3 separate regions of the Mus musculus genome follow, and all the other regions are linked to region 1. The links are chromatin loops, found by intact Hi-C in ENCODE. Cell type or tissue: left cerebral cortex. All regions are shown on one strand.

The links. Peaks named below come from ENCODE experiments on the same cell type or tissue, not always from the same donor. Only the 100,000 strongest peaks of a DNase experiment are listed, where the experiment ranks them.
Region 2: a loop joins it to region 1, with 4 times the contacts of the local background. A loop is called at or near these places in 5 of 42 quality-filtered maps.
Region 3: it touches region 1 in a loop (5-fold over the local background); 6 of 42 quality-filtered maps call a loop at or near these places.

What each region holds. Positions count from the first base shown.
Region 1 is chr8:108,693,545-108,701,544 of GRCm38, forward strand. It overlaps Gm42043 (a long non-coding RNA gene), which reads right to left and starts at 66. Exons shown (of 3, transcript XR_879166.2): 1 at 1-66. It also overlaps a transcript of Zfhx3 not described here. In left cerebral cortex, no CTCF peak of the experiment used is centred here; a DNase peak (open chromatin) is centred at 3,428.
Region 2 is chr8:109,245,686-109,253,685 of GRCm38, forward strand. D030068K23Rik (RIKEN cDNA D030068K23 gene) reads left to right here. Exons shown (of 10, transcript NR_126329.1): 9 at 4,172-4,238; 10 at 5,419-7,954. 4922502B01Rik (RIKEN cDNA 4922502B01 gene) reads right to left here and starts at 4,060. Exons shown (of 5, transcript NR_151498.1): 1 at 3,075-4,060. In left cerebral cortex, a CTCF peak has its summit at 2,316; DNase peaks (open chromatin) are centred at 2,377, 2,813, 3,733, 4,207 and 2 more places; H3K4me3 peaks cover 4,121 bases; H3K27ac peaks cover 3,040 bases.
Region 3 is chr8:107,952,189-107,960,188 of GRCm38, forward strand. No RefSeq gene overlaps it. Among named protein-coding and RNA genes, the nearest start is that of Gm39242, 120 kb to the left of the region's middle. In left cerebral cortex, a CTCF peak has its summit at 3,882 (motif pointing right); a DNase peak (open chromatin) is centred at 3,886.

The DNA of each region.
Region 1 (8,000 bases):
CCTAAAAGAGCAGCAGGGTGTATCTACCAAGTAGATACAAGAAGAGACTGCTCCCCCACCGGAGACACAAGACCTCTTCCCTTGCCTTTTCTCTCCCCATTTGATTTCTCCAACCATCTCTGGCGCATTTGGAGCAGGACGCACTGTACTTCAAGATGAATTGGGGCATCCAGTGTGTCTGTTGTTAGACTTAGGAGGTGACCAGAAAGTGGGCTTTAGTTGCATCAGGGGAATGGGGGTGGGGGTGGGGCAAGATGTTTGTAGATGCCATTTCTCTACCCTCACCCCGTTAGCTCCTCTCACGAGTGAGGAGTGATGAACTAACACGCACGCATGTACTTTTAGCCCCTTGGGGGTTAAAAGATAGATATTTGATCCCTTCCTCTGGTAACAACATATGTCACTCTGACACAACTCCTAGGCCTGAGTTATTTTTGCAGCATTATGTAATTGGATTGCCTAGTCAGAAGTGCTTCCTTAACAAGCCTTTCAGCAGCCCTCCATGTGGGCCAGGCCAGCCAGTCCTGCCCAGTGGCATACACCCACACTTGGGAAACCTTCAGTCAGAGCCAACCAGCTAATCACAGTGAAGGGAGGCCAGTGTGTGGTGGTCTAACGCTGGAGAACCTTGCAGAAGGGCGGCTAAGACCTAGTTGGAATCTATGAGGCAGGAGCTGGCAGCTTGCACAACACACATACACATACACACACACACACATACACACACACACACCCTTTTCTCCCCTAGGGTCTGCAAAGCCCACACTCTCATGCGCCCAAGAAGCCTGCCTGTCATTTGAGTGTTCCTGTCACCTAATTCTCAGCTTACTGGATTTTCTAATATTTTTTTCATGAGTGGTTGGTTGGTCATCTGATTGTCCTTTCCTGTTCGTCTTGATGACGTGTAGAAGTAAGGGTCTTGTCCCAGCTTCAAGTAGACTAAGACAATTTGCAAAGGCAAAACAAGAAGGCCCTGTAGAAGCTTTTGCTCCTGAGGTGGGAGCAGCTCAGGCTAGCCCGTCTGGGGCATTGCATCAGGGTTGTACCCTTGCAGACATCCTGGCTGAGTTGCCATTGCTGCATTTCCTTATGGCTTCTGTCACAGAGAGCATCTTCCTTGCCGGCCTGTGACTGTCTCCTATCCTCGAATGTCAGCCCTGGAACCATGGGAAACTAATGCTTGTTTTGTCTTTCTGCCTTAAATGGCACTGCTAGCTTTCCTCTTCCACCGACGACGGGCACCTTGCTTGTCTTGCTTTGACAAGAGGCAGCTGGTGTAAAGCCCCACAGAAGTGGGTTTCCAGTACAAGCTGAGCAACTTTAAAGCTGTGTGGCCTTTGAGTAACAGCCTCTCTGAGTGCAATCATCCTCTTGAATAGAAAATGGAACTCAGAGCATTTTCCAATTGCAAATGAATACAATTACAGGTACAGGGGATGGAAGGGAACTTCACATAGTAGGTACTCAGCAAACGCAGCAGACTGGAGGAATAGAGAAAATAGACACTTGCTTGGCTCCTAAGGTTAAACTTCCAAATTTCAGCATCATTGGGTTGGAAGGGAGGAAGAGATGCCCCTGGTCCTAGGATCTCTGGGATAGATTCTCCATGGCTATTTAATAAGTTTCCCCCACCTAAAAACTGCCCCACCTGGCACTCCCTTGCAGGCCCTGTCTTCCTGTAGACCCCTGTTTCTTTCACCTGTGCTAGGGTTCACCGCCTGCCCGGAAACAGAAAAGAAAAGGGCTAGGCACGGTCTCACCCAAAGGTGAGTCCTGCTGTGAATCTCGGGCCTCCTGGTAGGAGCCCAAAGGGCAGGGGACAGATACCAAGAACAAAATGAGGTAGGCGCAGACAGCTACCGGCAAATAACTGCGGAGGCCGGGAAAAGAGGTTCCCTGGAGCTGGGGGGCAGGGAAGAGCCGGCACCTCGGTTCTGGTCGCTGAAGTAAACAAACACCCGGAGCCTATCGCATTGACCGCACCTGGAGGGGCCACGGATGGTGTGGTCCACGGCCTGTGGCAGCGTGCGCCGCTATCCTAGTTGGCAGGAAGCCCTTCCCTGAAGACTGTAAGTCTAACCTTTAGCATTCAAGTGTCGGGGGCTAAAGTGTCTTTATGAGCGGTTCTTCCTGCAGCAGCGTTCCCAGACTTCGGGAGGAGGGTCGGCGCAAATCCACCGCTTTCTTTTCTTTCTCATTTCCCCCCTCCCAGACAAAACGCGCGAGGGAGGGAGATGCACGCAAGACACTGGCACCCCTGAAGTTGGCCTTCAGCTAAACCAAACACCCACTCCCACCTCCTTTGGTTAGGAGGGTCTGCGGTGCGCCCCAGTAGGTCCTCCATTCTCCGCTCGGCCCTGAGGTCGCGAAGGCTACAGAACCCGGCTTCTTCCCAAACACCTAGGCTGGGAGGGGAAGCCTGGGACTTGGGACTCTCCAGTGTTCTTCTGCAGCTGGCGTTCAGGGACCTCTTCCTGGGCAGCCCCACCTCTGTTCCCAGAGGGGCGGGGGTGGGACGTTGGTGGCCTAGCAGTGTCTGGGAAGCTCGACAGGCTGCAAAGGCGGAGGAAAAAAAAAAAAAAATCTACAGAACAGGCAGCCCCAGCTAGGGAATCGCAGCCATGGGGAGGAAGGGCTGGGCCTGAACGTTGTCCGGGCCAGGGGGTGTGCCTGCGGCCGCGCCCTCTGCTTTCCAGCTGGGCAGCTGGGGCCCGGGCTGGGCGTAATGGTTTTTTTAGGTTCCCGCAGAAGAACGGTGACAGGCTGGCTCCGCCGGGGCTAGCCTATTTCCCCTCCCAGCCGAGGGGCCCCAGGAACGTGCCAGGCGCGCACCTGCAAGAGGCACTTGGGTTTCTTGGCTGCGGCTATTCACTGGCCTAAGCGGTTCAATTGGTGTCTTCAGGAGCCAGAGCCTCCTGGCTTCCTCTCGGCATCCCAAGCCAGAGGGAAGAAAAGGGCCCCGAAATATCAGGCGTGCTAGATACTAGGGATGCGCGCACTAGCTCGGAGAACCGGAATCTGCATCTTGGGGAAATGTCGGGATTCTTGGAGGTTATGGTTTGGGAGAGCAGAATGGAGGGATTTAGGGAGGTGACTGGTCTTTACAAAGTCCAGCCCCCAGGTGGGGGGAATAGTAAGGCAGATACAAAAATCGGTGCGTCCTATTCTGGCCACGAGAAACTGACGTCGAATGTCACTACTACCCACTGAGCTCTACAATCTAACTGGCAAGCGGCTGTGGTTTTAAGGGCGCGCCCGAAGCACACAGGGGGTCAGTTCCCTGCCCTATGCCGAGCCTGAAGGCCGCCCAAAGGAGAATGTGGCTAGCTGGAGTCAAATCCCTGGTGCTCTAAGCCTGTTGCGCCCTGGACCTCTCCAGGGACCTCGCGGGGTGCCTTGCCTCTGCCCATTTTCCCCATCCAAAGGCGGGCCCCAGATTTCGTGCCTTACGCACGCTCCAAGATCAGATTCACCTTTCTCTCTAGTCTTAAGAAGGAGAAACAAACGAATCGGATTTATTTTTCTTTAGAAAGCATATCTGTTCAATGTCCTTTGTTGCTTAAATTGTCCTTAGAAAAATTTTTTCCAACTTCATTTGAGAAAACAAAAAGTTGATGTGTTCCCCAAACCTTGTTTTACTTTAATCCACCCCCTTAGACGTGTAGTCGGTTACCTCGGAGGTTTTCTGAGGCGAAAAACAGTGAAATGGAATGGCAGGGAGGACGAAGACTGGAAATCTCTCATTTTAAATCCCATTACTGGCTTTGAGAAGTACAAAAAAAAAAAAAAAAAATCAGGAAGAGCTAGTTCGTCCCCCACTGATTTCCTTCACTTCAAAGATTTCCCTCGCCCCTTAAATCAGAAATATTATGGCACTAGGTATTTCTCAAGGAAAAATGCATACTTTTTTCTGAACATATATATGATATAGGTTCCTTTTTTACATTTCTCAGCAAAAGAAAAAAGTGTGTGTGTGTGCGAGGCATTCAATTCCCTCATCATTAAACAAACCATGCCTGCAAGAAATGCAAGCATGGGGGGGATTGCTCAGCCACCTACCCCTCCATTAGCACATGCCTGCCTGTCAACAATGCACGTGCCACTGTGGGCATTCTCTCCCCAGGCCAGCCCTGGTGGAGCACGCTCACAGCTCTGCTCCTTAGACTCCCACACCACCACACCCCCGCCCGCTCTTCTCAGGGCTTCCTTTTCTTTAGGCTGTAGCCGGCAGGCATCATTCCCCAAGTTATGTGCTCCTGAGACTCCCTAAAGCGCACGTTGTCCAACCAAGGGTGTCTGTCCTGTAGTTGTTCACTTTGTTGAGTTGTGATGAGGTTAGTTCTGTCTCCTCCTCGCGCCCGCCTTCGGCTTTTGATGCGGTGCAGACTTCTGGTACCGGGTCACCAACAGGGAAGCCAGTGTGTGGTGGTGGTGCATAACCCAGCGAGAGCCACAGACTCTTGCTGTTCCTGCACCCCCAGATTGGACTTCAGATTTCCGATGCAAAGGATGGAACTGGGGAATCCAACGCTACCCCTGGTGTCGACTAATTAACCTGCATTTTTCACAATACCCTAGGTACTGAAAATAAAGGCAGGTTTTATCGCTAGGAACTCTTGTTTCAAGGACCCGGCACTCTAAATTTGGGACTAATTCTTTAAAGGTTTTTACTTGAGAGAGAGAGAGAGAGAGAGAGAGAGAATATTCTTGGACTGGGGATGACACCCAAGAGTAGGTTGTGGTGTCTTTTGAATTGGGATGTTAAAGGGGGGGGGGGTTGTTCCCTCCTCCTTGCTCCAGGGCTGAAACCTCTTTTAAATTCCAGCGGCCAATTTAGTTTGATTTCCGAGGTCTGGAGACTCTGGCAAGGTTAGGGGCAGACTGGAAAAGGCAGACCTCAGCTGCCTTTGGATCAGCTGTGCTGCCTTTGGCCCTGAAAGCACAGGTTGGATCAGGGTGATTTGCCTTCACCTCCAAGGGAAACCCAGGGGAAGAGCATGGGAGATCGTCTTGTTTTAAACTTCCATTATCTCCTCACCTCTGTATCTTCCATTTGTCTTCTCTCCTCCAGGGATTGGGGTCTTTCTGTCAGTCTGAGCCAGGTCTTTTACACACACACACACACACACACACACACACACACACACACACACACACCAAAGTATTTATTATTATTATTATTATTATTATTATTATTATTATTATTATTATTATTATTGTAACTTTCCAAAAGAACTATGCTATTTCAGTTTCTTAACTGGCCAGCGCCCTGGGGTAGGATTTGGGAAGCTCATTTTTGGCTAACGTCCGCTCTATGGACACTTCCCCAGAATTCACAAGACCTGCATGCTAAGACTCCACATGCTACCCATATGCCAACACAGAAGACTTTGACATTTTGCTCTTTTCTAATGAAATGACTTAGAAACAAATCTGAAATTGGCTTTTGGTCATCTTTCAAGCTTAAAAAATATTTTTTGATGAAAAGTGTTCTGGGGGCTGTGTGAGATGGGAGGGAAAAAATTGACCAAAAATGTAGGCACAAAGCAAGAAGCTGCCTGTAACAGACAGACTCCATCCACAGCGTCCACCCACTCAGGACTGTAGGAGTGTATGTATGACTTGAGTGTGAGGCAGAGAGGGCTATATTCAAACTTCTTCCTGCTAGGGGCATCCCAGTCTTCTGCAAAGGAGAAGGAAGTTTTGACCCACATTGGCTTCTATATTCGCTGCCACACTGAGGATAAACTTTCAGAATTGGTACTTAGAACTCCAGTAGACAGGGAGTAGGGGCAGAGCTACTGAAAGAGAAACTTGGGATACTCAGAATATCCCACAATCCTAGGAGTGAAAAGGATCTGTCGGTTTGTCTGGGGGGTGGGGGGTGGGGTCAAGAGGTGGACTGGGACCAGGAAGGGGGGGGGTGGATGGAATGCCTCGTGCTTGCGCCTAGTCGCTGTTCTCTCCTGTTTCTAGCTCCCCCCACCCCCTTCCCCATCTTCTGCCATTTCCAGAGGCAGGAGAAAGGTGATCTCGGACTTGACCCCTAAATCACAGCTGCCGGTGGCTGCACCTCGCTCAGGGATGAGCACAGCCCCTTCCCTGGGCTCTGGCAGCTTAACCCTTTCCTTCCCGCTAGCTCAGAGGCCCCGTGTCGGTTGGCAGAGACTCGACTGCTGAAATGCTGCTAGCAGTCAGCCTTCCCAGCTTTGCACCTTGAATCCGGTGCCAAGACCACAACAAGGTAGTCTCACAAAAGGGTGAGATTAAGGGATGCAGGATCCCCGGTACAAGCACTGCCAGGGAGCCCAAGGAGGAGCGGAGTTAGCGGAGTGAGGAGGGATGTTTGGATCGTGTTAACTACTCAGACAGATGCACTTCGGCATGTCTGTATTTATGGAATCCATATGTTGTCGTGGCAAATGAAAAGACGGCGACACGTACATACAATAGACTTAGAATAACAATACACATTTAAAAAGAGACCGAACATTCTTCACCCTTCAACCCTTCTCTTACATCTTGAGCTAGAGATCTTCAGAGACTCATCCTTTCGACCTCCCCTGACTCCACACTGAGTCTCAACCCCCCTCCTTTTTACTGTGTCCCCAGTCACCCCGTTGAGGGGATTCCTAGGGCCCAAAGCTTGGCTCTTTCTAAGAGAAATATACTAGCACCCCATCTCTTTCCTCCTGACATTGGCCCATTGCATATTTACCCCTTGGACCAAATAATAGCTGCAGTTCCATATTCTGAAAACTGTGGAGGAACAGATTCATACACAAATTCAGCATCTCCATCTACTTCATTAAAACAACACTGCTATGTTATATTTCCAAAGAAATGGCTTCAAACAGACCCGGAAACATAAATCCCCCAGTGAGAAAAAGCCCCCTAATAGCTCTGTACAGTACCTGCATTTGTGCACACCTTGTCTATTTGTGTGCACAGATATTCACACATAGATGACAAGGCTTGTGAAGTCATTCAAATGTATATTTATGTACCGTTTTATGCATATACCTTTGTTATCTATAGTCATTCATTTCAGAGAGAGGCAGAAAAATAGCAATGCAGTACTTAGCCTACATGCCACTTTCCCTCCCCACAGTAAAAATGCCTTAAAAAACAGGTTGGTCTAAAATTTTCTGCCTTCTTTCCTGCTAAATAAAGGATTTAGATTCTGGATTTTAGGCAGCCCCCATTTTGTATATAAAATAATCCATATAGATGCTGGATTATCATCTAAGCATTATTGAATCACACAAGATGGGTACTTCTCCATAGAATGAATTCTCTAAGTAAAATTAGCATAAGTATTTACAAGACTAAGCTGACATTTTCCTATAATTGCAACATGAAATAGATTTATATCCAGAATTTTTTTTTCCTAAATAGGGAGACTTCTTCACACCTTTTTTTTTTAAACATAAGAAAGAGGCTACAAGTTCACTTCTTGTGCTATTTACATTTTAAAAGAAAATAAGCACATGATATGTAACTGGTTTTTCAACATCTACAAGGAGAAATTTAATTCTGCTGCATCTCTAAAAACCAAACAGATTTATGGAGATTCGTGAAGACAGAGAAGTAGGAAGCAAAAGATACTCCTGAAGGGCTGAACAGTTTTCCTTACCTGACGCATTATGGAAAAATTCAGAATTTACCAGTCTTCCTTCTGCCAGCTACATTTTACACTGACCTGTATTTTGAACTGAAAGGGGGGGGGGAAAAGATTAACTATTGCCAGTGGAAATTTTAAAATAATAATCAGAAACCGGACAAACTGCAGGTAAAAATATACAATGGCTACAATAAAGATAAATATTTATTTAATCAAAGCAGAGGTTGTATTTGGACTGTAGGAATGTTTCATCCTCCCCCCCCCCCAAAAAAAAAGCCAGAAAGAAAAAAGCCAGGGTCTTCACAGGCTCCTGGAGAGTCCCTATTGTCCAGGGCTATCGAGAGCCCAGAATGGTATTAACCTCACAAAAGATACA
Region 2 (8,000 bases), 550 kb after region 1:
CACACACACACCCATTCAGTTTCTGCAGAGTTGAGCTGCATGGCCTCATTCATGAGGTAAGCTAAATGAGAAAGAACGAATGTGTGTGATTGCTGGGAATGAAGATAACAGCCGTGCAGAGATGGATGGATTGTGTTTACAGAAAATTATAAGGAATCTGTAAAAACTATAATTTGCATTTTTAAAAGTATGCTAATATATTAAAATCTGAGCAAGCTATTACCATCTGGGAAGCTGAACAGGAAGTCAGTAGCAGTCATTACAGATTTGTGAATAAGGTTTATGAAGAGTCTGGGGGTGAAAGAGACTATCCCTTTATGAATTATTTAGGTATGGATAACTGAACATAGTTAATGTCCTTACTATTTTGAGTAGAACTTCTTTTTTTAAGACTGACTTGGTCAGCGCCTTATCAGTGGGATCAAATGTTGACCATGTCTCAGTCCTGTGCCCTTCTCACAAACTAGGGTAGAACTCTTATCAGACCACAGATGTCACCAACATGACTGGCATATATATTCATTTGAGAGGAGTAAAGTAAATACCACATAAATGATCTGCAGTCGGAAGTCAGACTGAAGCTCATACCCACGTATGCCAGGGCAGCATTTACTCTATGTGCCTAGTTAATCTTTCTCACGATACCTTGTATAGCTAAGAAGTAAACATTTCCCTTTTCTTTTAACTCTCTCAAATACTAAACGATACACCAAAATAGCAACAATAGCAATAACAAAATTTACCATGTATTTAAGATGTGTTATTTACAGACTCTGCACCAAGTCCTTTACGTGCATTATTTCCAAATTTAACACCCACAATTCTGGCAATGGAGAAATAAGAGGTTAGAGGCTAGAATAATTAAGATTAAATAGAAATTTTCCAAAGAGCCTTAATTCTCCATTCTTTGTACTTTGCTATACTGTAACAACACTTACATGCCATGATAGCTGAAGAGTGTGTGTGTGTGTGTGTGTGTGTGTGTGTGTGTGTGTGTGTGTGTGTGTGTGTGTGTGATGGAAATTATGGAGATTGTAGGTGAAAAATCACAATTTATAACATAATTACAATTGGACCTGTTCTAGGCCAGCCTTAAGTAGAAAAGTTGTGCAGATATACAGATCAAATTTAGACTTTGTTCAGATAATTTAAACAAAAGATATAAATTTAACCCGTTTATCAAAGTACTTTGGACTATCCACCTGGCCAAGAAAATCAACAAAATCTTCCATCTAACTTCTTGCTTCACCCTCTGCTACCCCTTTGAAACCTGAGAAGTGGTACAAATATGTTACTAGCTCTGAATCCACCCAACAGACTCAGTCGCTGTCTGCCTACCTCTGTCTATCGTAAACATGCACTGAATGGAGACTCCTAATGCCAGCACTCCGAAATGTCAGAGAAGCCCAGAAGACATCATTACCCTGAGAACCAACCAGCACCGCAATTATCAGGCCTCCTTAAGCAGCGGATGATGCCGTCTGCTCTTTAGCAACGCACTCTTCGATAGCACCAAGATATTCCTTCTTCCACAAATACCTGGACCAGGAGGCAATCTACTGCATCCCAAAGGAGTAGCTGTGCTTTTGGCTTCTGGGCTGAAGACCACTGAGGGGGTAGGGGGGTAGGCACCGAGCCGCTGCTGCTGTTGCCGCTTTCCTCTGCCTCAGACCTACAAGGGCCCGCTCAGTGTTCATCTTGGTGAACCCTGATGGCTCTCTGGATCTGGAGCCCACACCTGGGACCAGTGGAGCAAAGATGGCTTCTGACAGCTTCCTGTGCTACCAAAAGCCTCGCAGTGGCTGAGTAGCCTCCTCTTCGTGGGTTCTCTCTTCTCCCCTCCCTTCCACATCCAAGCCCTTGTTTAGTCCCAGGTTCCATTAGAAATGCTATTTGGGCAGCAAATTTCACAGATTGGATCCATCTCAATGCTCTCATGCAAAGAAGGCACATCTGTCTGACTCTTCGTTTAAACTAAGGGGAAAAAAAAAATCAAAATACCAAAATGCCGTAGCCGCTCAGAGCTGTCTCCTAATGAACCTGTTTGTCCCATGAGCTGTAGTGAGGCGCTTGTCCTCGGTAAGAATTCTTTGTGCATATTAATATTATGCATGTTTTCCATGTGACTCCTCACTTGCCCTCACCCCATCCTTTGAATTCATTTAAATAAAAATAATTTATGTGGACATTCCTTCAGTCAGGATTTTCTCTTTCTCTTTCTTAAAGACATCCATAACACTCAGTTGATGCTTTGCATCCAAACCAAGTCGTTATGCCTTTGCATGTCATTAGAGCTTTATAAAGAACAACAGCGACATCTGCATGTGCCGAGGTGCCAGGAGATAGGAGAAAAAAAATACCGAAAACAAAACTCCACACTAGCTTGGAGGCTCTTTCTCCCCAGCAGCGCCTGCCACCACTGTGGATAGGAGTAATTGTACAGTGTAATCACATCATGTCTCATCTGAATATTCATAGCAGAGACAAAGCTTTGGAGGATAAGGGAGGAGTGGAGATAATTTAAATATAAGCCAGTGTCTCATTTCCAAATCAAGTTGTGCAGTTATGCCGTGCACCAGGATTCAATATTAAACCAACACCGTTTCACAGTTCGAAAATAGGACACGAAGAAGACGGAAGGGGCATGGTAAAGAAAGAGCGGTATTACATTCTCCTTCTTGGCTACGGACAAAACAAAAATGGACGGCAACAGAATAAAAAATCGTTAAAGTGATATTTGAAGAGTCACCAACAGTGGCTAACCAGCTGCTGGTTTACCAAGAATGAAATAGCCTATTGAGGGAACTTTAAAAGCCCTCAATTAATATGTTGAGCATGTATAAGATCCACAAAGAACTCACTGTATTTCCCACTTCCCCCCAGACATCCCCAGTACTCACAACTCCCCGAACCACCACCTTTCTTTTCTGTCAGGTGTGGGGTGGGGGAAAGATCAGAGCTACACAATAACTGGTTAACCTCTTCAAAACTGCGACAGCACCGGTCTTCACAATTAAAGGACAAAAACAAACACAAATAAAAAGGGTGACTTCATTAATGAGGGGATAAATTACCAATGACTTCTTCACTCTCTTTAGCTTATTACCCCCCAAACAAAACAAATATAATCCACATGTTAAAATCTCTTGTCTTCTTTCTTTGTTTTTGGTATGACGTTCTTTATTATGATTTTTTTTAAGTGTTGGTATTTGTAGAAGCTCCTGCCACTGTGTTCCCCAAAGAGCTACTAGTCTCAGCCCACTGGAGTTTATATTCCTTTAATTGTCTAGTGCAGGGACATTGCTGCCGATCTTAAAAATATACCGCTCTGCAGGAATTAGAGGAATCCAAGGTTGTATCCAACTTCAAAGGTTTCCAAGTCATAATGATTTTAGAAAGGCAGAAGACACATCATGGAAGGAACAAGCCCCCGTTTGAAGATAAGCATCATAGGGAATCTCTTTTTCCTTCCCTGTCTTCCCAACTTTGTGCTCCTCTCGGCTCTGGGTGCCCCCTCGCTAACGTAGTTTAATGATATGCAAATGAAATATGCATAAAACCATCCTACTGTATGATGATTAAACACTGGAGACATTAACAGCGGAGGCTTTACTCTGTATAATAATCCTTCCCGACCATCCACTTCGATTGCGGAGTTATGGAAACCCATAGCAGTTGGCAGAGAGAGGGGAAAGAGAGAAGGAAGAAGAGATGCAGGGGCACATCTCCCACTCGGTGCTTCTCCCACTCCCAAGGAGCTCCCCCAACCTTTGTACTGCACTAGTGCTGTCTTTTGTAATCCATCCATGCAGTCGCACCAGAGCGATTAACGGGGGGAAAAAACCTCTTTTCTCTTAATGTTTCAAAGCTCATTAGCCAAACGATTATTCCTCATTAACAGCGAAAGCTTATTCATTAAAAGGAAGGATATGCCCAAAAGATGCCAGCGCAGTTAATCCTGAGTCCCGTAACTGGACTGTAAATCCCAAACTACTTGTATATTCCATGCGAAAGGGGCACGCGCCAATCCACAATTAAAAGAAAAAAAAAAAAAGAAAAAGAACAAAAATGAAAACAGTTTGTGTGTTTTGTAAAATCCACAAGAGCAGCAATTAATATTCCCATTGAATTGACTTTAATTTTTGTGTGTGTGTCTCCCTTTTGTTTCCAGCGCCTGCCCCTGGCTCAGCGCCCGGTGCCAACAGAACACCTTCAGGATTCACAGCAACGCAGAAACCGTGAGTACCAGCCGCTTCCCTCAGACCCTTTTGCAGGATGTCTTTTTTTTTTTTTTTTTTCCTTAAGCACCTAAAACATAGAGACAAGGCTCTTTTCCCTTCTGCTCCTCAGCATCATGCCACCAGGGTTTGCCTGGTAGCCCCTTCCAAATCTCTCTGCCTTCAAGTTTGTACTTGTGTGTGTGGCATCCCTCCTCCTCCTCCTCCTCCTCCTCCTCCTCCTCCTCCTCCACTCCCATAGTGGATCTTGTAAAGGGGCTTCAGACGACCCCATTCATCTCCCCGGTGATAGCAGCGAATGTAGATAAATCTCTGGCTGCCTGCTTGCTGCTCCAGTATGATTTTTATTTTGTCTTCTGTGTGTACCTGGGTTAGAGAGTGGGATGCATACACACACACATACAAGTACATACTCAGATCTCCCAGTCTTTCCTCTGCCATCCTCTCCCACTTCTCAGACATGCATACACCACCCCACACACGTGTAAGTGCAAACCATATACACCTATATACGTACCCATACCTATAGCATGAAAATATATACATAGCTAAGCATTCAGTTTGTCAGAGAGTCTGTGTATTTGTATACACGCAGAGCCTTACACACATCTCTATATGCACTCGATGGTTGCCTGTTTTCACGTCTACCCATCTAGATAGCTCCTTTTAAACATTCCCTCTTTTCTCTCAGCAGAGGCTGTGTGCCATTTCCATCCAGGATTGGGAAAGCAGTATTCCTTCCTTAGAATTTCTATCTGTAGACCTTTATGTTTCCTTCTCTGCCTTCTTCGGAGCTATAAAATTGGCATCTTTCCCTGAGGTTTTCCGAATGGCAAGTGGTACCGGCTGTGGCATGCATTCATGCCGATTCCTCAGGCATTTCTCTTCCGATGTCTGCCTTTCCTCTTTGTTGTTGACTTGGCTGAACGGTGTGTTGTTGTTGTTGTTTTTTTAAGTTAATTATAAACGAAGTTGAGTAGCAAATAAGCCAGTAGCTTGCCCTCTCAAAAAAAAATTAATGAAAAAACAAAAATAGCCCACACAAGTGCCTTCTGCTGCAACAGATGCCCACATCACCCTTGGCATGGGCAACGGACAAACAGTTTGGGTGGTTGATGATTTTCTCTGACTGTCGCTGTATCTGTTGTTTGTTTTCCTTGTTTCTTTTTGATTTTTCAAGATGTCCAGGACCCCGGCCTCTGCTTGGAACGGAATGGTGTCATGGCGGAGACAACGGCCTTTGTCTTGCTGGGTGTGAAAACATCCGCCGTGCTGGCTCTTCCACTGCGGCAGAATCAAGTTTAAATGAAAAAAGTGATTAAAGTCAGCTTTGTGCTTCTTTGGTGTGGAAGACCCCAAAACCCCAAGTAGCCGATTCCCAGGGTCCAAGGAAGGGCTCATAGTTGGAGCAGCCTGGGCTGTAATCCTGGCACTTGCGCCTTGCGTTGCTGCTTGCTGTTCGCTCCTGGGGGTCTGGATAATCTCCCTTGGCTTTACCGCACTGTCTGGCCCGCATACAGGGCCCGGTAACATATACCCGCTGCTGCTATCACACGAAACTGTGGCGTTGCCCCTGAATGGATGGCACCGTGCCAACTCTTCTGCCATCCGCCCTTGCAGCTTTTTTTTCTTTTCTCCCGCCCTCCCCTTCTTCTCCTCCTCCCGTCGACTTGACGTTAATTAACACACGGGTTAATTGATTTTAAAAGCCGAAGAATTACAGTTAACTTTTCCCACAGGGTACAGACGCCAGCCGCTTGGCACACTCTGCCTTCCGCACTGGTGCAGGGGGGGCAGGGAAAGCCCGCAGCAAAACTAGCAACTGCTGAGGGAACGTTGTCTGCTTATTGGAGTAGAGCGATAGAAGTCAGCGTGGCACTGCCTCATCCTGTACAGTATATGGAGCCATTATAGATTTTGTCAAATAATCAAACACAACCCCGTCTTTCCTCTTCCCAACTAGACAACCCCTTCAGAAGTTCTTCGAGAGATGAGATAAGCCCCTCCCAAGACCGCTTCTATCCTCCCTAAAATGTTTCTTTTCTAGGAGTAAGAAAATGATGGTGCTTTTGAGATTTTTTTTTTTTGAATTGCTATGTCTCAGTTTCACAAAGGGAAGAGTGGGTACTCCTACCCTACACAGCACAAGTACAGGTTCCATAAAGTTCTTCTCTGTGTCTGTTTTGTTTTGCTTCCACTCCTCTTGGCCAGATGAGGTTATTTTGGGTAATGGATTTCAGTGAGGAAGTACATAGTATAATTAAGAACAAAACTCCTAGCCAGGCTCTTTGTTATTTTGTATGAGTGTGTGTATCTTTGTTGCCCACCCCCTTTCTCAGAGCCTCTGTCCAAAATAAAAGCAGTTTGCTCTTGCTGTTGGGAAGGAGTCGGGCAAGGCTGGGAACCGGTGCTCTCACCTTTTCATGCTTGCCTTCTATTTCATTTTGGGGTTTTTTGTTTTTTGTTTTGTTTTGTTTTGTTTTTTTTAAAGCACACAGCAAGTGAAGCGACAAGAGGAATCCATTATGCAAATCATGTCACTTTGCATAATGTCTCATGACTGGAATATGCAAATGAGCTGTATAATTTATGAGTGCCAGTGTCTGTCTAAAAGTGTTTCACATAATTTACAAAGTGAGCTTGAGACAGAGTGGACGCAGCTCCGTCCAAGTCCTTTGCCAGGAAAAGCTGCCTTTTCCAGTAAATGCCATTCATGCTTCCATTCATGCTTTCAGCAGGAGCTGTGCCAGAGATCCCAAGTGTTCAAGAAAGGCAAAGAACTCTCCTTGCCTAAAAGTTTGCAAGATACTTCAACTCTAGTGGCACAGTCCTTACATTCCAGCACAACGGCTAGATTCCATCTGGGGAAGAAACTGGTAAAGCCAAATGTGGCATTTGTATGTAGGTTTTCTTTTGGGGATGCAGAAATATCTGAGAGGTGTGCATCCCTACTCTCCATGTCTGGGTATAGGGAGGCAGGAGAACACGAGTTTGCATTCCACTTGGCTTTATGTGTTCTGTTCTAGGCAGCATTTTATGAATTATAGGCTCTTAGACATCGGACAGTGATACACAAGGCCTAGCACGTGGTTGTCTTATGAAGATAGACGGTAACCTCAAAGATGCCTTCAAAGGAGAACTTGCTAAAACCTAGGATTGAGTAGGCACATTAGGCAATCACTCTACATCAGCCTTGTTAAAAAGTATTCCTTTGAGAAGTTGACTCAACTCTTTGAGAAGTAGTAATACCTTTAATAATCTGATATAATCTGGTCTTATATTTTCATTATTATTACATAGTCCATAGAGATACCAGGCACTCATGGCAGTGCATATCTAAGGACCTGATCCTTGGCAGGCATGCCAAAAAGACTTCCCGATGAAGATGAGTCCAAGTCAGCTCTTAGAGTTGAAGAGAAATCAAACAAAAACAACAGGGAAGTATTTCTCGCAGAGAAGCATTGATCAGCAAATATATACATTCACTTGCTAGTGTCTGATTTCTTAGATTGTACGTATTTTATACAATTTAGCCCATAATGAAACCTACAATTAACTATTAAAACACTTTCTATATAAGATCCCAAATCACTCAAAACTCATACACTGAATCATCAAAGGTCCCATGTGAAGCATTTCTTCTTTTAATAATCATTTAAGAAAATAACTGAGAGTCTGGAGGGGGAGAAAGCTGTGGTTGGGTTGTAATATATGATAGAAGAAAGAAAGAAAGAAAGAAAGAAAGAAAGAAAGAAAGAAAGA
Region 3 (8,000 bases), 740 kb before region 1:
TATTGACATAATGGTCCCCATGGGGACTTATAGCCATCAAAGTAAAATTTCACAATAAATCCAGAGGCCACCTGGAGGACTGCCATTAAAGAGCTTTTTAGAGGAGGGGTGGGGGACTTTAAAAGCTTAATTCTTCTTAAACACGAGTTCAATGATTGTGTCTGTGTTGCTCTTTCCAAGAGTTAGGTCTTTACTTTAGCTTTGTCAAATAATCCTTTCAAGCGTGTTTTTTTTTTTTTTTTTGACTGCAAAAATGTGGCATTCTGTATAGATGACGTCACTGTCCCCCTCCAGCCTCACTGAAAGCCAAGAGTTACCCAGCAATGAACTGCAGTAGGGATTTCTGTGTGTCTCAGGGAATACATGCCTTACAACGTGAGGTGGGTCTTACCGTACTATCCAATACCAGGGGTGTTATTGATCAGGATGGGGGGACTTCCCCCCACCCCAAGCTAATTAGTCTTTGTGGAGTCAGATAACTAATGCTGTTTTACACTTAGCACTCAGGACACACATTTCATCCTCAAAATGCTTTGAAAACATTAACTAATTAATCATTAGCTAATTTAGCAACTGACAATGAAAGTTGAGACACCAAAGGAGGCTGGATTCCACCAGCATCTTGCGCGGGCACACACCCCTGCCCCAGTGCCAAAGACGGATTACTCTGTCTGGAGAGGGGGTGGGGTATGGTGAAGGTTGTCAGGTGTGAGCAGTTTACAGGGTGCTGCCCAGGTGAGCCCTGTAAGGAACAGTAAGAAAACCTTGAAGGGACACAGCCTTGGGCAGTCTTAAAAGGTAATGGCTAGAAGTTATTTATTCTTTTAAATGATAATGAAAAAAGTGAATAAATAGAAATTTAAAGGCCAACTTAGGAGAATCAACCTTAGCAAATGTCTAGAGCGTGTGAGAAGATATTGAAATTTAAAAGTGTGGTTAGCAATTTTCAAAAGGGGGCAAGGAAGCAATGGGTGTTTTACTTCTTTAGATTTGAAAGACTTGCCATAAGGTTGTAACAAGGTAGGGTCTGGGCGTGTGTGTGTGTGTGTGTGTGTGCGTGCATGTGTGTGTGTGTGTGTGCATGTGTGTGTGTGCATGTGTGTGTGCATGTATGTGTGTGTGCGTGTATGTGTGTGTGCATGTGTGCATGTGCATGTGTGTGTGTGTGCATGTGTGTGTAAGAATAATCTTTTGCAGAAAGCTTCCTGGGTCCATGTACACTGCTTTAGCGATCGAGCTTCATTTAAGAAACTCATTACAGCACCTTAGAGAGAGACTTCTCTGTGTGTCCCCACCAATGGAACTCTTTTTCCAGGGCCTTGTCTTCTCTGCACTGTGGCCCCCATCCACTGTGTGAATGAAATGTGAAAATAGTTGGGGAGTTTCTCTGAGCTAGCAGCGACCGCACAAGCTGAGTTTTCTTTTAAAAAAAAAATACGGAGACAGTTCATGTATAGAGTCACTGTGAATGAGGGCGTATGTGTGGTCCAGTTCTTTCAAAGAAACACTCCACAAAGCCACCAGCCTTATAGAAGGTGGCACCAGGGACTGTTTTTTTTTTTGTTTTTTTTTTTTTTTGAGTGAATATATTTTGCATCTATTCAGTTTGTTCTAATTCTCACACATCATTCTCCTGTTCCAAGAAAATGCAGGATTTTAGAGTACTGAAGAAAAATGTCAGTTGTACAGTTTATATTCTCAGCCTCGTTGGTGTGTCACACAGAAATGTTGCTAAACAGGGCACCTGACACAGCAGCTCAACTGTCCAGGTTGAATCCCACAGAAGGATTCCAACCCTGTGGACAACTTCCCTAGCAAACCTGGGAGATTTTCTGGTAGATATGGCAAGGCAGTGGAAGCAGCCATGCGCATCTGGTGGGCCACACTAGTTGTGCGCAGCATCCGGTGGGAGAGACAGAAGGCAGATACAGCTCACTCGGAAACCGTACCTGCAAGGACCCGGTTAGAGACATTTCAGATTAATACAGATTCATACTCTTCTGCACCGGATCGTGACGTCTCTAAATTTCAGTAGCTCACCTCATATGGCTTGTTTGACTTTTTTTTTCGTGCTAGGGCTGTAGGCTATTGCACTTCCACTGATCCATATCCCCAGCTTCCTAGCCTTCCTGAATGTATAGCCCATGGCCCTCCCATGTTTTCCAATTCTTTATCTTACAGCCTGATACTGTATTTGAAATTATAAACAAAATTGTTAATAGCATTCCCAATTTAGGAAATTAAAATTTCATTATTTCCTGGTTCTTTTTCCTGTTATATACTATATATAACAGGGTTTTTCTATTTTACGGGGAAAAGAGGGCCCATATTTAAACATTACTTATTTTTTCACTTTATATTTTTGCCTTTATATAGAAAAAAATAATTAAAAACAAAACAAACCAAAATAGTCCTGACTTTCTTCCATCTCTTACCTCCTCTCTAATCTGTTCCCTGAGCCTGCAGACCTTGTCATGATGGCATATTTGACCCCTGCTTTGAGAACATGTCTAACAGCTCCCACCCATGAAGTGGCCTTCCCCTTTTCCTCCACCATGAGAACTGTCCAGAGAGGCCTTTGGGAAGGCCAGGATCTCCAACTGGCCCCACAGTTAAAAGAATTTACGTGATGCAGGTTTCTGGATTCAGATTTACACTGATTCTACCCTAGTCTTCTGCCGTTTTTTTTTTTTTTTTTTTAAGTGACTTTCCATGCATTGCTATGATTCAGAGTCAGCTATAGTTCCTCTAAATGGTATTCTGTAGTAGTGTTACCAACAGGGAGGGGGTGACTCTGCCGTTTCTACCCCTCCCCAGCCGATGTGCAATGTCTGGAGAGATTAACTGGTCATTACACCATGTGTATGGGGTGGTAGTGGGGCTAGTGACATCTTTTGAGTGGAAAGTAGGGGTCCTGTTTGTCATCCTATACTGCACAGGCTGACCCTCCATGATAAAGAATTCTTGACCCTAACAGCAAGTTGGGTATCCCTGCTGTTTCTTATGTTTGTACCCGCAGTTGCAAAATGTTGCAGAGACTTTTGGGTATACACCGAGTTTATTTTAATTATTTTCCCCCAAGCGGTTGTGAAGATGTAGCTTCGTTTTGTTGGAGGTGTAGCAGAGTTGTCTAGCCCCTTAGCTTTTCTTCCCCTTAGCGTTAACGGCTTTGTATGCAGAATCTGAGATGGTGGTCTCCTAAACATCCTTCCTGTTCCATGATTCTCATGAAAATCATGTCTCGAGGAGGATGAAATGAAAGGGAAGAGTGCGGCCGAGCAGAGGGTGTGCATGCAGACACGGGAGAGGAACTCCTGGAACCTGGGCAGATGCCTGTGTTTTATGAGGCACCACGGAAGTCTCATCCCACACAGCTAAAGACCACTCAGAGACTGGATGCTGACAGGACCAAGGCTCTCTGTCTTGGCTGTTCTTCATCCCAGCTCCACCATGATGGATGGTCGGCTTCCCTATTGTGATTTCACAGAGGAAAAAAAACCCAAACAACCCCAAAATTTTGCAGAGTAGGTTGTAGCACAAACAGCTTGTGAAATTCACAAGCTAGAGATGGTAGGAATGGACCCTAAGGTCCCTTGCTTCCCTGGTGGTTCTAGTTTCTGGGTGTTGTTTGTTATGGAGGGAACTGAAGACAGCAGAACTTGGTAGAAAATTAAAAACAAAACAAAACCAAACCGCTGGGAGGAGGCTTGCCTCAGAGAAAGAACATAGTGGTTTATAATGGGGACTGATGTTCCAAATGATAGGCACATACATATGTGTATGATACATGCAAAGATTTCCTACCCTTTACAACAGAGAAAGTGCAAGACTGCCTGTCTCTCCAGTCTGTAAGCCTTTTAAGCTAGCTTTGCTCTTGGCAATGAGGCCGAGCTTCACTTTCCCAGTAGATGGCATTGTAGTCTGTTCAGTGAAGGGCTTCCCTTAGCCAATAGTGCTGCATATATATATATATATATGTGTGTGTGTGTGTGTGTGTGTGTGTGTGTGTGTGTGTGTGATATATGTATATGTATGTGTATATATATATATATATATATATATATATATACCCCCTCCCGAGTTTCTTCTTCGCTAACATCTACCTCTACCTCTCCCTTGCATTAAATACTAGCTTGAGGTTATAAATAAGAATCTTGTTTTTGCTAGTTACTTGTAACTCTCAAAAGATTTGATTTAGGGAAGGTGGGGAAAGGTGGCAATAGATAATTTAATGTCACTATAGCAAATGAAAAAAAAATGGGCTAGATCTGGGAGTGTGGGACATGGATAAAATATGCAAGCAAGGAAAGTTTTCAGATGGCACTGTTTCAGAATGAGAGCTGCCTTTCATCTTCTGCAGCCCACCTTTTTGGCACTAAGCTGCCGTTATCATCAAAGTAGTTTCGTGTGGGTGTGAAGGGAGACCTTGATGAAGTTTTATTCTGGAGCAGAGATTGTTTATCTGTGTGGCATTCATTTTAGGCTGACCCCTGGCACACTTGACATCTTTGTAAACTGATTAATTAAAAATCTCTTTAAATAATAATAATAGTAATAATAATAATAATAATAATAATAATAAATCATCTGGGACTCTGTGTCTATTACATATAGACCAAAAATTGATTAATGATTTTAGCTAATTGTAAAAGTCATCTTCATGACGTTCTTTCTTCTTTTAGACCAGTGAAATAACAGCAGTGGTTGTTTGAGCCAGCAGCTGTCCTTGTTGCATGGTGTTGAGGGAAGATGCCTATGGCTGCTTTCTTCCTCTTGCCAGATTATCATTTTGCATGCCGGTGGTAAGAAGCTCAGAAGAACAATCAGTACATGAAACTTGATTTTAACAAAAAAGAGAAATGATACGGAGAACAAATATACTTAAAAAAAACCTCACAATAAGACTTTCTGTAAATACCCTCTAAAATGAAAGAAGTTGAATTCTATGAACTGGTCTGAAACAGAGTTATATTTCTTTCTTTTTGCCTTGGTGAGCATTGGCAAGGAAAACACCTGGCTTATGTGCCTGTGTGTTTTAAGTGAATCTATAGTACCATAAAGTCCCCCCCCCCATGAGGCTTCCATCTTTTTCTTATAAAAATATTTTTCTAAAACTGTACATTTCTCTCCCCACAAGCCCCACCCCAAACCCTCTTTGCACTAAATATACACTATATTTCTCTGATAGTCATTTGCTAATAGTATTTGACTTCCATTTATCAATATCGTTTCTTTCCATTATTTTTAATCACAAGATTACGAGCTATGTATTTAGTTATTATTTAAGCTAAATGGTGTCTTTGGCTGTTAGCTGGAGAAGATAATGTCCCAATATCAGGATTAAGTTTGCATCTCTATCAACTGGCTTAAAAAAAAATACCCAACTTGATTCCTTTTGAATTAACCGAGTCTTATTTTATTTTATTTTTTCCCCCAGCATCACCGATCACCATAGTAACCACTAGCTGTCAGTTCAGCTTCTGACATTTTTCTCATTTGGTAAGATTTCAGAATTGCCATCCTCCCTGCCAACATGTCATGAACAAGAAAAAAAAATGCATGAAAAATCTAATGGGTGTCTGGTCTGATTGTCCTCATTCGAGGCAGGAAAGACAAAAACTGATGAATTGTGAAATGTATTCAGAGGGATTCAAGGAAGCGAGTGCGGGGACCCCTTCCCCCCACCTCGTTTCTTTTTGTTATGCTTGATGCCCTGTACATGCTTGCTCTGACACTCGGGTTTGTAGAAATTTAAGATTAACAATTTTTACACCCGCCCAGCTGATCTCTCTCCCTTACCTATTTTTTTTCCTCTTGAAAGTCATTAAAAATAAAGTTACCAAGGCTTATATTTAGTTTGATTTATTATATCATGTATATATATATATATATGCATACACACACACACACATATATATATGCATATATATATTTTAAGTTCAAATTGGCTTTCAATATTTAAGCTGCTGTGCCTGCAAATGAATGACAGTTTGGGAGCCAGATGTGGACCGTGAAGCCACTTGGTGGGTTTGTGTGTGTGTGTGTGTGTGTGTGTGTGTGTGTGTGTGTGTATGTGTGTGTGTGTGTGCATGGGTGACTGAGAAAAAACACCGGGCCTATTTAAAAAAAGAAACAAAGCTTAATCTAGGTCTTTGCTTTACATGGTAAAGGAAAGCGAGAGAAAGCCATACTTCTCAATTCTTTCCAGTACTCCAATTTGACACATGAATGGGGAAGAAAGGTCCTGGATTTCTACCCCACCTTTGTGAACTGAGTAGGGAATGAAAGGAACCATTTCTTTACTTCTGCGTTTTCTTCCTTTGATAGCCTGGGTGGTTACAGCAAGAAGTAGGAAGAAGGGGGATGCGACCCTGCTGTTTCCCTGATGTAGACATGCAGATTAATGAATACCTGTTCTGGGAGGGGCATAAACACTGAGCCTGTGTGTGGATCCTATCCCCAAGACCAAGGGGGGGCATTTACTATGTATGTGCCTCAATGCAGGTAAATACATTAGTGGCATTAGCCGAGCTTGTATGCAAACAGTGTTCCTGCAGGTAATAGGTCCTTGGGTGATGTAAGTGTACATGGGTTTGATAAAACTTCTGTGTTTCTCCAGAGGTTCCCCTCAGAGGTAGATCAATCTTACGGATATTTTTTTCATGGCTGCCTACAAATTCAGGCTCAGCGGCAGGAAATCATTCTAGGAATGAAAGCCGATTCGATTTGAGAAGTTGCTGTGGAACCCAGTGCCTTTCACAATGGACAACTCCTGGATCCTGCGGGCAGATGCTCATGTCTGTTTCCCAGTCCAGAGGCTTCCTGCCTTTAGCGCCACCCTCCACCCCCTGCACCCCCGAACAACAACACTATTCAGACAGTGGAAGGGTTTAAAGCATATTGCTGAATTTATTGCAGATTCTATTTCATTTTTTTTAATCACAGGTATATTTAAACATTACACATGGCTAAGAAAGCATAGAAAGACCCGGTGAAAAATATCTCCATGAAAGACTCGAGCCTCTTGCTCTGAAAAGCAAAATCACACATATATTTTTGATGTGGTTTGTATAAATATTAAAACATTCTATGTCCAGCATAGATAGATTGATAACATGGTTTTGTCATTGTTGATTAATGGCGTACTAGAAATAGACACGTATAAGTGCATACATATGTATATAGCTATCAGATGTGTAGAAAATAGGCAGTTTATCCCATTGTGCTTTTATTATTTGATTCTTTTTAAATTTAAACACTTTGGAGAAACCAAATGAATAATTTCCAAATATTTGCTGCAATTACTGTGCACAAATATAACCCTTGAGAAATAACCAGAAAATTGATACTGAAACCCAGGGTATATTTCAAACATGTATTTGGGGATGGAAAAATAGAAAGTTTTTTTTTTTAAACTGGCAAATAAATTTACCTCATAAAAGAAAAAAGCCAGAAAAATATAAATCTTTTAATAAAAAAATAATATTTTTATATGCCGGGCTTTGTAATGAATGGTGTAAACAGAATATACTTTAATGCTTTTACGCTTTATAAGATTTATAACAATAATCAGTGAAACCTTGTAAGTGTGTTTGCCCCTTACGTGCCTGGAAGCCATTGGATCTTGCGGTTAATTGTATAAATTCTATACACTATGGGAAATCACCATGTATCATTTATATTCAGCATGTATTATGTGTATAAATATTAAAATATATTAGCTCAAAATGGCTGATTATTCCTCAAACATTTTTGTGATAAATCTTATCTTTTTTATGGGGTGGGTGGGTAGGGGGAGGAAAGTAAATATTTCATGTTACTTGGAAATATTCTTTAAGCAACCTAGATTTATTATTAACTCTTTAAATATTTATAACTGCCTTAAAATATTTGGGGACTTAGCTCACTTGATAGGCGTATACCCGGGAAGAGGGTACAGTTGTGTTTGTTTGCGGTGTCTTCAGGCAGTTCTTCAGTACAATGTAACCATTGTCATCCAC